Regions from separate parts of the Homo sapiens genome. Here regions 1, 2 and 3 are each linked to region 4. A link is a contact called in ENCODE Hi-C or POLR2A ChIA-PET data. All regions are on one chromosome and are shown on one strand. Each heading gives the region's core, a stretch centred on a gene start or an enhancer-like site at or near the end of the contact. The rest is flanking DNA. Distances are from core to core; before and after follow the strand shown. Region 1 holds the start of HKDC1 (hexokinase domain containing 1). Region 2 holds the start of PCBD1 (pterin-4 alpha-carbinolamine dehydratase 1). Region 3 holds the start of HK1 (hexokinase 1). Region 4 holds the start of SAR1A (secretion associated Ras related GTPase 1A).

Region 1 (2,700 bases), core at 44-2,543, 950 kb before region 4:
ATGTTGCAGCGAGTCATGATTCCACGACTGCATTCCAGCCTGGGGGATGAATGAGACCCTGTCTAAAAAATAATAATAACAAGAGTAATAAAAACAAAATGGGATTGGTAAATGCTCCATCCATGTTAGCCGCTGTTGTTAACGCTGTTGTTATTGGTTTCATTAGCCAGCCAGTGACTGTGGGAAGAGTGCAAGGTTGATTGTACCCATGTATTGGGTGCTTTCTGGGTCCTTCTCATGTCAAGTATGATGAGTGAGAAGTGAGTGAATAAAACATCTCAGTGGCCTGAGACATTTCTCTTTTTTTTCTTTTTTTGAGATGGAGTTTTGCTCTTGTCACCCAGGCTGGAGTGCAATGGCGCGATCTCGGCTCACTGCAACCTCTGCCTCCCAGGTTCAAGTGATTCTCCTGCCTCAGCCTCCCAAGTAGCTGGGATTACAGGCACCTGCCACCACTCCTGGCTAAGTTTTTTGTATTTTTAGTAGAGATGGGGTTTCACCATGTTGGCCAGGCTGGTCTCGAACTCCTGACCTCATGATCTGCCTGCCTCGGCCTCCCCAAGTGCTGCGATTGTTACAGGCGTGAGTCACTGCACCCGGCTGGACTGAGACATTTCTTATCTGTGACTTCCTTCTCTCCAGCAGTGATTCCCAGTGAGCACTGGTGACTTCAGTTCACTCTTTCTCAGGAATATTTTTTCCTGGGTCACTACCTGTGAACTAAAGATTTTCTGGCTTAACACTGTGAATAGGTAAACATTTATTGATCATTTTCTGTTAACCATGGGCTATTAGTTAAGAGATCTGATCTGTCACAAATGGAAGAATCTGCCCCAACATTCTTGAAATCCCATTGACCAGGACAATGTTTAGTTTTAGTTAGTTCAGTGCTTCTGAGGAGCAGGGGGTCACAGAGTTATGCCACTGGCATAAAAAACTAAAGAGAAAAGCCTGGGACTGGAAATTTGCAGAGCAGCTCCACCGGTTGAAAGTTGGCTTTGTTTAGTGCCCAACTTCGCAGAAGATTTTCCTCGGCTGAGTGGGCTTGGCAGAGCCCCGGCTTGAGAGGGTTGCTTAGCAATGAGATTTGGTGGCACCCAATTCTCAAGTAGTCAAGCAACCCATCAATACCCTGCTTCCCCCTCCACTAAACCTCAGCTACCATCCAGAGCCTCCTATTAGACAATCAAGTGTGTGCCAGAGGGAGGGACCAAAGGGGTGGGGTGGGGGGGAGTTTAATCATTGAACCAAGCAGGCTGGAGGTATTTAGTCCGCAACACCTCGCTCCCCAGGAGGTCTGCCAGCCTGGACTGGAAGCGTGCAACACTCCAGAGTCGTAGGAGTGAACACTGCACAGGAATCTCTGCCCATCTCAGGAGAAACCAAACTTGGGGAAAATGTTTGCGGTCCACTTGATGGCATTTTACTTCAGCAAGCTGAAGGAGGACCAGATCAAGAAGGTAAGGAGGACCCACGAAGCTGAGAGATGCCCAGCTCCTTCTTCACGGACAAAACTGATTCCCTTAAAAAAAAAATCAGAAGGGAGTGAAGAGAGCTTATTAGAAAAGATACTGGGAGCATATGACCAGTAAAAGACTCACTGAGGGAAGAGGGAGTAATTCTCCCACACTCCTGGGCATTGCATTACTGTCCTGAACCTTACACTTCACTCGGAACTTCCTGGCAGGTATTGGATGCGGAAGCGGGTGAGGAGGGTGTTTGGAAAGCTTGAAGAGGATTGTGTTTGCTGTAAGGGATGTTTGCTCGGAAAGGCCACAAAGGCGAGGAGAATCATTTTCAAAGAAGTTTTAAGAACTGTTGGAGCAGAAGGCTGGGCGCAGTGGCTCACGCCTGTAATCCTAGCACTTTAGGAGGCCGAGGTGGGCGGATTACCTGAGGTCAGGAGTTCGAGACCAGCCTGGCCAACATGGTGAAACCCCGTCTCAACTAAAAATACAAAAATTAGCTGGGTGTGGTGGCGGGCACCTGTAATCCCATCTACTCGGGAGGCTGAGGCAGGAGAATCGCTTGAACCCAGGTGGTGGAGGTTGCAGTGAGCCGAGATCGCGCCATTGCACTCCAGCCTAGGGGACAAGAGTGAGACTTCATCTAAAAAAAAAGAACTGTTGGGGCAGATCTGTTTGTTCATGTATTTGAAAGCATATAAATGTGGGCAGCAAGAAGGTGTGAGTTGCAATAGACAGTAATTGAAATATCTATTATTGGCACCTGCTATTTGCCAATGGTACACTATTCATGGTGTGCATTATTTTGTCACTTTGCTCAGGGAACTTGTCTACAAAATTCATTCCAAAGTGGGCTGGTTAAAGGTTGCCAAGGGTCAACAGGAGGGAACCAGGGTTCTTTCCAGGCAGCTAAAATGAGCCCAGTCTGCTACTCTGGCCACACCGGCTGGCTGTCACGGCCCTGGGCAAAAAGCATCTCTCAAAGTGCAGATGACAGAAGTCCTCCTAGCAGGAGGACTTAGCCAAGGTCACCAAGTATTTAGGATGGAATGAGGATTAAATCCAAGTTGGCTGACTCTTCCTTCAATGCTTTCTGCTGTGCCATGACTCCCTCCTGCTTTACAAAATGAATAAGGAGGCCAGGCACCGTGGCTCACGGCTGTAATCTGCATACACTGGGAGGCTGAGATGAGCAGATCTCATCTCAAACTTGAGGTCAGGAGTTTGAGACCAG
Region 2 (2,700 bases), core at 99-2,598, 720 kb after region 4:
ACAAAAAAAAAACTTCCTAAGGCAAGCAGGCTTGTGATGGGCCTGGTAGCATTTGGGGTAGCTGAAGCATCGCAGTGCTTTCCTAAGTCCGTCTTTTTTCCCTGCTGTTTTCCCTCCTGAAAACGTGAGCTCTCTCTGGACTGATGTAGCTTGGCCCCTCTCTTCCCCTCGGCTCTGGATGACTATAGGGATTGAATGGCAGCAGCGATTTGCATCATCTGCCCAGTAGGTAGGTCTCTACTCCAGAGCTGGCCTTCTCCCCGTGGCTGACCGCCTGGTCCGTGTATCTAGACAACCAGAAGTCAGCCAAAGCATCAGAGCCCACTGTTTACTTCCTTGGCTCTTAAAGGGGTGGGTGAGTCCAGGTGAGCTCTTAGGAGGCTTCCCTTTCTCGGTAGAGCCTTCTGGAACCCCCCAGGTCGCACAGCCTGCGGCTGAACTGACAAACCTTCCAGGTGCCGGCTCTGGAGACAGAGAGGGGGACGCTGCCCCGTTTGCCTCCTCTGGCGAGGTGTGGGGAGTGGTTACCGATTTCCCAAGCCTGCATCTCTGGGACCTCAGCGCCCCTCACAAACAGCCCCACTCATCCTCCCTCCCCCAAGTCCCTCTCCTATCAAAAGGCCCTCCCAGTCTTGCCTGCTCCGAAGGCCTGTGGACCAGAAATGGTCTGATGAAGCTCGCGAGCTTACAGCAGAGCAAGGGCCCCGCCCCCGCCCCCGCCCCGGGGGTGGGTGGGGGAAGCTCACGGGAGGAGGGCTGCTCCAGCGCCACCAAGCCCCCGTGGCCTGGCACGGGCCTCAAGCCGGCGCGGGGAGTGGCTCTGGGGCCAGCATACCGGCGCAGAGCGTGAGTCCCAGGCAGACCCCGTACCCAGAGTGCCAGCGGGAAGGGGCAGCGGACAGGCACGCACACGAGCGCGCAAACTCAGCCTCCCTCTCGCTCCCACCCCAGTATAAAGCAGAATCGGGCCACCAAGGGGACGAGATCCGTGGACTCCTCCACGACTGTCTTCCCCGGCCCAGGAAGGTCGTAGGCCCCGCCCCCGGAAGGGTCCCGGAACAAGCACTGGCCGGGGTCAGGGCAGGCCTGGCCTCCCAACTGGGTGGGATTCGAACCCGCCACCGCCCCTCTCAGGGCTTCAGCTTCCCCTCCCCGCCGCCAGCGACAGAGAGCCGGGCAGAGACCCCACTTTCGGACCCCGGCGGCTCCGCAGGGGACTCGAAAAGACTTTCCCCCGCCCCTTCCCGCTCCCACCTCGCCCGCGGCTGCCCCGGCCCCGCTGCCCCGATCGCGGCCGCGCACCCCTGGACTCACCATGGCGCGGGCGGCAGCAGGTGGCCAGCGGAGAGGGCAGGCGGCGGCCGGGCGCGCAGGCTGCCGTCCCGGGGCGGGGCCGCGCTCGGGCCGCCCTCCGGTAATGATTAACGTCCCCAGCCAGGGACGCGCTCGGCCTGCTTGCTTCCAGCACTTTCCTCGCTGCTCAGAGCCATCCTCCGTGCTTGTTTCAGGGAGCTAGGGTGAAGCATGAGGGCTCCAAATGCCCGCTTCTGGGTTGGAATCCCACCCCGCCGCTTACAGCTGGGTGGCCCTGGGCGCCAGAATACCTATTTTTTTCTTTATAAAAATCTCTTATTTGGATATAATTGACATGCAATAAATTGCACATATTCAACGTGTACAATTTGATAAATTTTAATGTTTCCCTCGTGAGACCATCACCGAGATCAACATTATGAACATATCATCATCCCTGCAAGTTTTCCCTTGCCCTTTGGTAACCCCTTCCTCCCGAAACCACCTGGCCAGGCAAGCACTGATGTACTTTAGGTCACTATAAATTAGTTTGCATTTTCTAGAATTTTATGTAAATGGACCATAGAGTATATACTAGGCAGGATAACTGTTTTGGGGTTCAGCCATGTTGTTGCCTATATCAATGGTTTCTTCCTTTTATGGCTAAGTAAAATTTATTTTATAGTATTGCATTGTACAGATAGACTACAATTTGTTTAGCGATTCACTATTGGACATTTGCGTTGTTTACCTTTTGGCTATTACAAATAAAGCTGCTGCGAATATGGTGCACAAATCTTCGAAAGTACGTATGTTTTAATTTTCCTTGAGTAAACACTTAGGAATGGAATGCCTGGGTCATGTGGTAGGTGGACTTTTATAACTTATTAGGAAACTGCCATACTGTTTTGCAAAATGGTTGTATCATTTTATATTCCTAGCAGCAGTGTATGAAGGTTGCAGTTCTCTGTCCTCACCAACACTTGATATAGTCAGCCTTTTAAATTTTAATTGGTGTGTAGCAGTATCTCATTGTGGTTTTGAGTTTCCTTGATTAGTAATTGTATTGAATGTCTTTTCATGTACTTATTTGCTAAGGATAAGTTTTTTTTATTGAATAGCATGTTTGAATTTCCTGCCCATTAAAAAAGAAATTGGGTTGTCTTCTTATCGAGTTTTGAGGGTGTTTTATTCTGGATATAAGGACATGATCAGGCAGTGATTTGCAAATATTTTCTTTGCATTATCTTATGGTGCCTTTCAAAGAGCAAACGTTCTTAATTTTGATGAAATCCAATATATCAAATGTTTCTTTTATGGATTTCTATTTTGATGTTGTACACATAGAAATCTTGGCCTAACCCAAGATCAAAAGTTTTCTCCTATGTTTTATAGCTTTTGGTTTTA
Region 3 (2,852 bases), core at 274-2,773, 850 kb before region 4:
AGGTGATTCAAGATGCCCCTCTGCATAGGCCCTAAGGCAGGGGGTGGGGACTGTGACCTGGACAGGAAGCTGGGGCCTCAGGACTGCATCTAAGCTCCTCCTTTTCTGTGGGTGATGGTGGCTGTCAGGCCCCTGAACCTACGTCATCCCTCCCTCTGATTTGACTGTACCTTTGCTAGGCCTGGTCAAGGGCTAGGGACTCCTAAAGTCAAGAGCTAGGGTAGAGGTTGGGGGTTGGATCTCAGGGCACCATATGGTGCAGACTTGGTTGCAGGAAAGTGACCTATTTAGGCAGAGGGGCTCTATACAACTGGGACCACAGCAAACCCTAGAGGTGAGCACCTGCTTCAAAGACTCACAGATCCAAGCTGTGATCCTAGATCTACAACTTCCTGGCTGTATAAAGTCCAGCAAGACTGAGGCCTCACTGAGCTTCAATTTCCTTACCTGTCTAACCAGAATAGCAACAACTTGTTTGTATATTTGAGCTCATTACATGTCATTTTGTAAGGCACTAAAGCTCCTGGAGGCTTCCGGAACACAGAAATAATTAATCTAAGAATCCTAAAGTGGCTGTCCTGGTAGCACCTCTAGGGAGTCCTCCCATCCTACGTAACTTCCTCTGGGAAAGTAGAAAACACGGCACCTGGGAAGGGGCGCTGAACCGTGCCCCAAGTCCCAGTGGGCCTGGATGCCCAAGAGCAAGAGGAGGCCCAGAGGATGGGGACAGGCCACGACCTGTGGCCCAAGTCCCGCCCAGAGGGAGTGCGCCCTGAGGGAGAGCCACCGGAGCTGGTGACTCGGGGGCGGGTGCTCTGGGGTGTCGCTTTGGGTTCAGCAATACAAATCTGCCAGCTGGAGATTAGGCGGGGCACGCCGGGGAGAGGTGATGCACTGCCGCTGAAGACCCAGGTAGGCCGGTGCGTTCGGCCTGGGTGAGGAAGGCGCGGGACCCGGGTGCGAGGACTGCGTAGCGTCCCCGGCTCCCGCTTCCGCCCGCTTTCCACGCCCACTTCTGCAAGTCCCCTCCGGCACCTCGGCGTCCACCGGACTCCTAGGGGCGAGCCCTCATTTCCGAGGAATGGGACCGCCTTCGTGCCCCCGGGGCTGCCAGTCCCTAGACTAGCCCTAGGGGCTTCTCGTCCCGGCGGAGCCGGGCGGTGCCTCCTGCCTGCGCCTCGCACCTCCCCGCCTGGCACGGCCCACCCGGGCACGGCGCCGCCACGCGTGAAGGCCCGCATCGGCTCCCTACGTGGGGGACGTGCAGGATGATGCGGGGTCGGGGGGGATTTCGCTGCGTCGCCCGCCCCCTTTCCGGCGCAGGAGGGAGCGGCCGCCGCGTCCCCGCTCCCCGGCCGGGACGCCACCGCCGGGCGTTGCAGAGGCGCGCCGCAACCAATGGGCGTGGAGGAGGTGGGTCGGCTGGCGGCTGTCACCCTCCAGGGGACGGGAGCGCGGAGACCGGGAGCGCGCGAGCTGTCGCCGCGCCCCGGGCCGAGGGGGAGGAGCCGGGGGAGGAGGAGGAGGAGGAGCCGCCGAGCAGCCGCCGGAGGACCACGGCTCGCCAGGGCTGCGGAGGACCGACCGTCCCCACGCCTGCCGCCCCGCGACCCCGACCGCCAGCATGATCGCCGCGCAGCTCCTGGCCTATTACTTCACGGAGCTGAAGGATGACCAGGTCAAAAAGGTGAGCCCCCGCCCGCGCCGCCGCTGGTCCTGGCCGCAGCCTTGCGTTCCGGCATCCGCTCGCCGCCTCCGCTGCCTCCATCCTCCGGCGCCCGGCCTTCTCCGGGCCAGCATCGAGTTGGACTGCAGGGCGCAAGGAAAGCCTTCGCCTTCGATTCTACCGGCATTGTCAGTGTCTCTGTGTGTGTGCGTTTTTGGGAGGGGGGCAATCGGGCGGAAGACCCCCGAGACCGGGCTGCCTGCTGCAGTGTCCTTGAAACGGGCCCTGGATGTCAGATAGGCCCCCGGGCTGTGCGGGGAGGTGGCCGGTGGGCCCTTCCGCAGGGCCTGTTCGGGAGGGTCCGAGCGCCGTGGGAGGAGGTGTGATCATGGAGATGCTGGGGAGGTGATCGAGCAGCAGGCGGGGGTGCTGGCTGGAGGCCAGGCCTCCCATATTTGGGGTTCCTGGCGGAGGGTGTCGGGTGCCCCGGAGAAGCTGTCGCCGGGCTCTCCCAGTTGTTTGAGCTGCTCGTTAATCTGAGGACGAGGTGACCCGCCCGGCTTCCCGGAACGGGGAGGGGCGGCGAGGCCACCGGAAACTTTGCTCATAGGCCTCGTGTCTGGAGCGGCACGTCTGAATGGAATTTTTTATTCCTCTTAAGCTGTAATTTCTAGCCAGCACAGGAGCTCAAATAAGCGACTGGTCATTTGAGTTGGGTGGACGCCTGTGGCATGCTTGTTCTAGCACTTGGACGCATGCATCCTCCTGTCCTGAGGTGTTGTTGCCTTTGACATCTTAGTGTAAAATACTGTCCGCTGGCAGGTCTTAAAGGTGTATTTGTCTCTTCTGCCAGCTGTGCTACCATATTTTAAAGAAACAGCCTAAGCTGTAGGGAAAGACGCCCGTTTTATCAGTGCCAGGTCTGGTACAGGCTCCAGGCCCACCCACCCTGAACGTGGTGACGTTATTGCTGGGGTTAGCTGGGATGGACTGGCAAAGTCATCTTGACTTTGGCGTTCAGACAGGTGGAGTTCTACAGGTGAAAGGCAGGAGTGACAGGCCTTGATTTTCTGCCCGGCAAGCCATAGGGTGTTCCATCCTCTTCCTGTGCATCTAAGATGACTCCCTCATCTGGCACCATAGGAAACAGGCCTACTGAGGGCAGCGACCTTATCAAGGTCACCCA
Region 4 (2,700 bases), core at 78-2,577:
CCCTCATCTCTAACACCAAAGCCTAAGCTCTTCCTGTTAACAGTACATAAAATTCAAACCCAAACCACAAAATTGCTGGGGAAAAAAAAAAAAACTAAAACTTCTTTAACCCACCAACTACACAGAGGATGATCTTCCGAAGTTCTCTTCCTTACAACTCATCACATCTTTTGAATGGTATTTTAATAACTAGCATTCTATTTATTTTCTATTCTTGGTCCATTGTACCACCTTACGAGAAGTTAAGAGTAATCTAAAATTTAAGGTAGGTCTCTAAACTATCAACAAAACACTATTAATGTACCTAAAATGAAAACTTGCGAATTCCAGGGCTAAATGATTCAAACAAATGTTAATAGAAAAGGAGGGCACCAATCTGACCATTAGCCAATTTAAAAATTTACGCATTACTTGTTATACATAATCAGGGCAACTTTAAGACGCCATTCCAGGCAGATTTGGGGTAGTAGGCGGCTGGCTTTTAGCTAACTCTGCTTAGCTGCGGGGTAAATGTCAAAGGTCAGCCCCATGGCGAATCTCCCTAAGCCCCCTGTCGCAACCGAAGCCGATGGAATCAACAAGACAAAGATGCTCCTGACCCACTGGCTAGAATCGTGAAGAAAACGCTAATCCATGTCAAATGCACATAAGGAAATTTTTCCATGCAGAGACCAGACAGGGGAAAAGGGGAAGGGAGAAGGAGAAAATACAGGGTTCGACCCGGGCCATCGGAAGACAACCAAGCGCTGACTTGGGGGTAAGCCCTGGACTAGGGGCCTGTAGACCAGGTTCGAGCGCTCACACTCGCTAACTGCGGAGCCTTGGCCAGCCTCAGTCTCCGAGTCTACAAAACAAGGATAATCATAAAGGGCTCCCACCCGCCTCACCGAGGGCTGTGAGGCTCTTCCGAGACAGAGGACATGGAGCCATTTCGTAAACCGGAGCGCACGGTACAGACAAGAAACTGTTATCCGGCCCAGCAGCTGCGAGACCCCCGAGCGGAATGCAAGTGGACCCCAGGCAAAGAGGACAGCAGGGGACGGAGCAGATCTGGCCAAGTTGTCCCGTCCCCGCCCAGAATCAGCCCCGCGGCCCCACAGAACCGCCTGCGTGTCACTTCCCCCCCACCCAACCCCGCCAGGGCCAGCCTCCGCTCCGACCTCCCCGCCTTCCGTCCCAGCCCCTCGAGCCCCAACTCCCCTCCCCGACGCGACCCTCAGACTCACGGCCTGAGGGGCTCCTCCGGCAAAACAGCGGCTGGCTCGGACCCTCCCTCAGAGCACACTAACCAGCAGCACCCGGGACCGCCAGCTACTCGCCGGATGTACGTCACACCCCTCCCCGGGACTTCCGGGCGCGTAATGGGCCCCGCCCCCTCACAGCGTTACGCCTCTCTGCCCCGGTGCCGTCCCACCAGCGACTCGGGCCGCGGAGGGGCGGGCATAAGGCGTGACAAAGCGCGCTCGGGGTCTGGCCCCGCCTCGGCCCCGCCTGCTCCCGTCTGGCTAGCTGACCGCGCGAGACGTGGCAGCGCCGGAACCCTGGGTCCGGGGCTGGGTCCTGGAGTCCCTGAGCGGCCTGGTACACTCGGGATCGCGGCTTCCCATTCCAGACGCACCAGGAAAGTCAGAAGTGGGTACCGACGGTGACATAGGTCCTGGGAAAGATGAGTTGACCTTGGGGCCCTCCACTTGAGGTGGATCCCTCCAAGCTTTTGCTTTTTTTCTTCCTTGCTTTTTTTTTTTTTTTTTTTTTTTTTGAGGCGGAGTCTCACTTTGTCGCCCAGGCTGGAGTGCAGTGGCGCGATCTCGGCTCACTGCAACCTCCACCTCCCGGATTCAAGCGATTCTCATACCTCGGCCTCCCGAGTAGCTGGAACTACAGGCGCATGTCACCACACCTGGCTAATTTTTTTGTATTTTTACAGAGACAGGTTTCACCGTGTTGGCCAGGCTGGTCTCGAACTTCTGACCTCAAGTGATCCGCTGGCCTCGGCCTTCCAAAATGCTGGGATGAGAGGCGTGAGCCACCGCGCCCAGCTGCTTTTGCTTTGAGTCGCACTTCCTTGCCCTGGGGTGGCCTATGTTTTAGAAAAACAGAAAAACAGCTAATATTTATTGTGCACTTATGTTCCAGGCAGAGCACTGGGTACTTTGCACGCTTTGTCTAATTTCACCGTCATTGGAGTCCTGTGACTCCAGATGCTAGTATTATCCTTATTGACAAATGAGAGAGCAATGTTCAGAATAACCTACCATGCCCAAGTTCACACAGCTAAGTGGCAAAGCAACGTGTTCACCCCAGTATATTTCGCATGCATTTTCTCATTTAATTCTCAGGACAGTCCCACGAGATTGGTACTATTATTACTCTCATTTTACAAATAAAACAGTCTAATGGAAAGATGAATGACGTCTGTGGGTTCATGAAGATCTCAATTCTCCTTTAGTAAAATTTAAATTTAACATAATCCCAATAAAAGTACTAATAGGATTAATAGGTCGTGTGTGGTTTCGTTCTTTTTTTTTAATTACCCTATTTGTTCCTAAAATTCGTATAGAAAACCAAACAAAACTAGTCCAGAAACAGGCTTTCAAAATGAAGAACAAGGAGGTGGGAACTAACCCTGTTGGATATTAAAACATATTATAGAGCCTAAGTTATTAAAACTGGTGTGCGTGCACATGCACAAACACACAC

Evidence for each region. Hi-C counts contacts between places; a loop is a spot of excess contacts on that map. ChIA-PET counts read pairs that join two places held with the same protein, here RNA polymerase II (POLR2A). Pooled maps may share reads with other maps.
Region 1: a map with no recorded cell type shows a loop between it and region 4 (6-fold over the local background). The contact joins the promoter of HKDC1 here to the promoter of SAR1A in region 4. A Hi-C loop is called at or near these places in 1 of 37 single-sample maps with no recorded cell type and 5 of 50 pooled maps. POLR2A ChIA-PET finds 5 or more read pairs at or near these places in 1 of 52 experiments (HEK293T).
Region 2: a loop to region 4 is called in a pooled map, with 6 times the contacts of the local background. The contact joins the promoter of PCBD1 here to the promoter of SAR1A in region 4. A Hi-C loop is called at or near these places in 7 of 50 pooled maps. POLR2A ChIA-PET finds 5 or more read pairs at or near these places in 2 of 52 experiments (CD4-positive, alpha-beta T cell and PC-3).
Region 3: a pooled map shows a loop between it and region 4 (12-fold over the local background). The contact joins the promoter of HK1 here to the promoter of SAR1A in region 4. A Hi-C loop is called at or near these places in 1 of 37 single-sample maps with no recorded cell type and 8 of 50 pooled maps. POLR2A ChIA-PET finds 5 or more read pairs at or near these places in 2 of 52 experiments (activated CD4-positive, alpha-beta T cell and activated T-cell).

What each region holds. Positions count from the first base shown.
Region 1 is chr10:69,219,039-69,221,738 of GRCh38, forward strand. It overlaps HKDC1 (hexokinase domain containing 1), which reads left to right and starts at 1,294. Exons shown (of 18, transcript NM_025130.4): 1 at 1,294-1,460. The coding sequence starts at 1,398. All of the region lies in intron 4 of LOC101928994 (a long non-coding RNA gene), which reads right to left.
Region 2 is chr10:70,887,217-70,889,916 of GRCh38, forward strand. It overlaps PCBD1 (pterin-4 alpha-carbinolamine dehydratase 1), which reads right to left and starts at 1,349. Exons shown (of 4, transcript NM_000281.4): 1 at 1,315-1,349. The coding sequence starts at 1,317. RefSeq lists silencers at 606-885, 1,216-1,465.
Region 3 is chr10:69,317,324-69,320,175 of GRCh38, forward strand. It overlaps HK1 (hexokinase 1), which reads left to right and starts at 1,524. Exons shown (of 18, transcript NM_000188.3): 1 at 1,524-1,687. The coding sequence starts at 1,625. RefSeq lists enhancers at 538-767, 2,058-2,107 and a silencer at 1,078-1,757.
Region 4 is chr10:70,169,187-70,171,886 of GRCh38, forward strand. It overlaps SAR1A (secretion associated Ras related GTPase 1A), which reads right to left and starts at 1,328. Exons shown (of 7, transcript NM_020150.5): 1 at 1,227-1,328. RefSeq lists enhancers at 294-952, 953-1,609, 1,743-1,822 and a silencer at 1,253-1,612.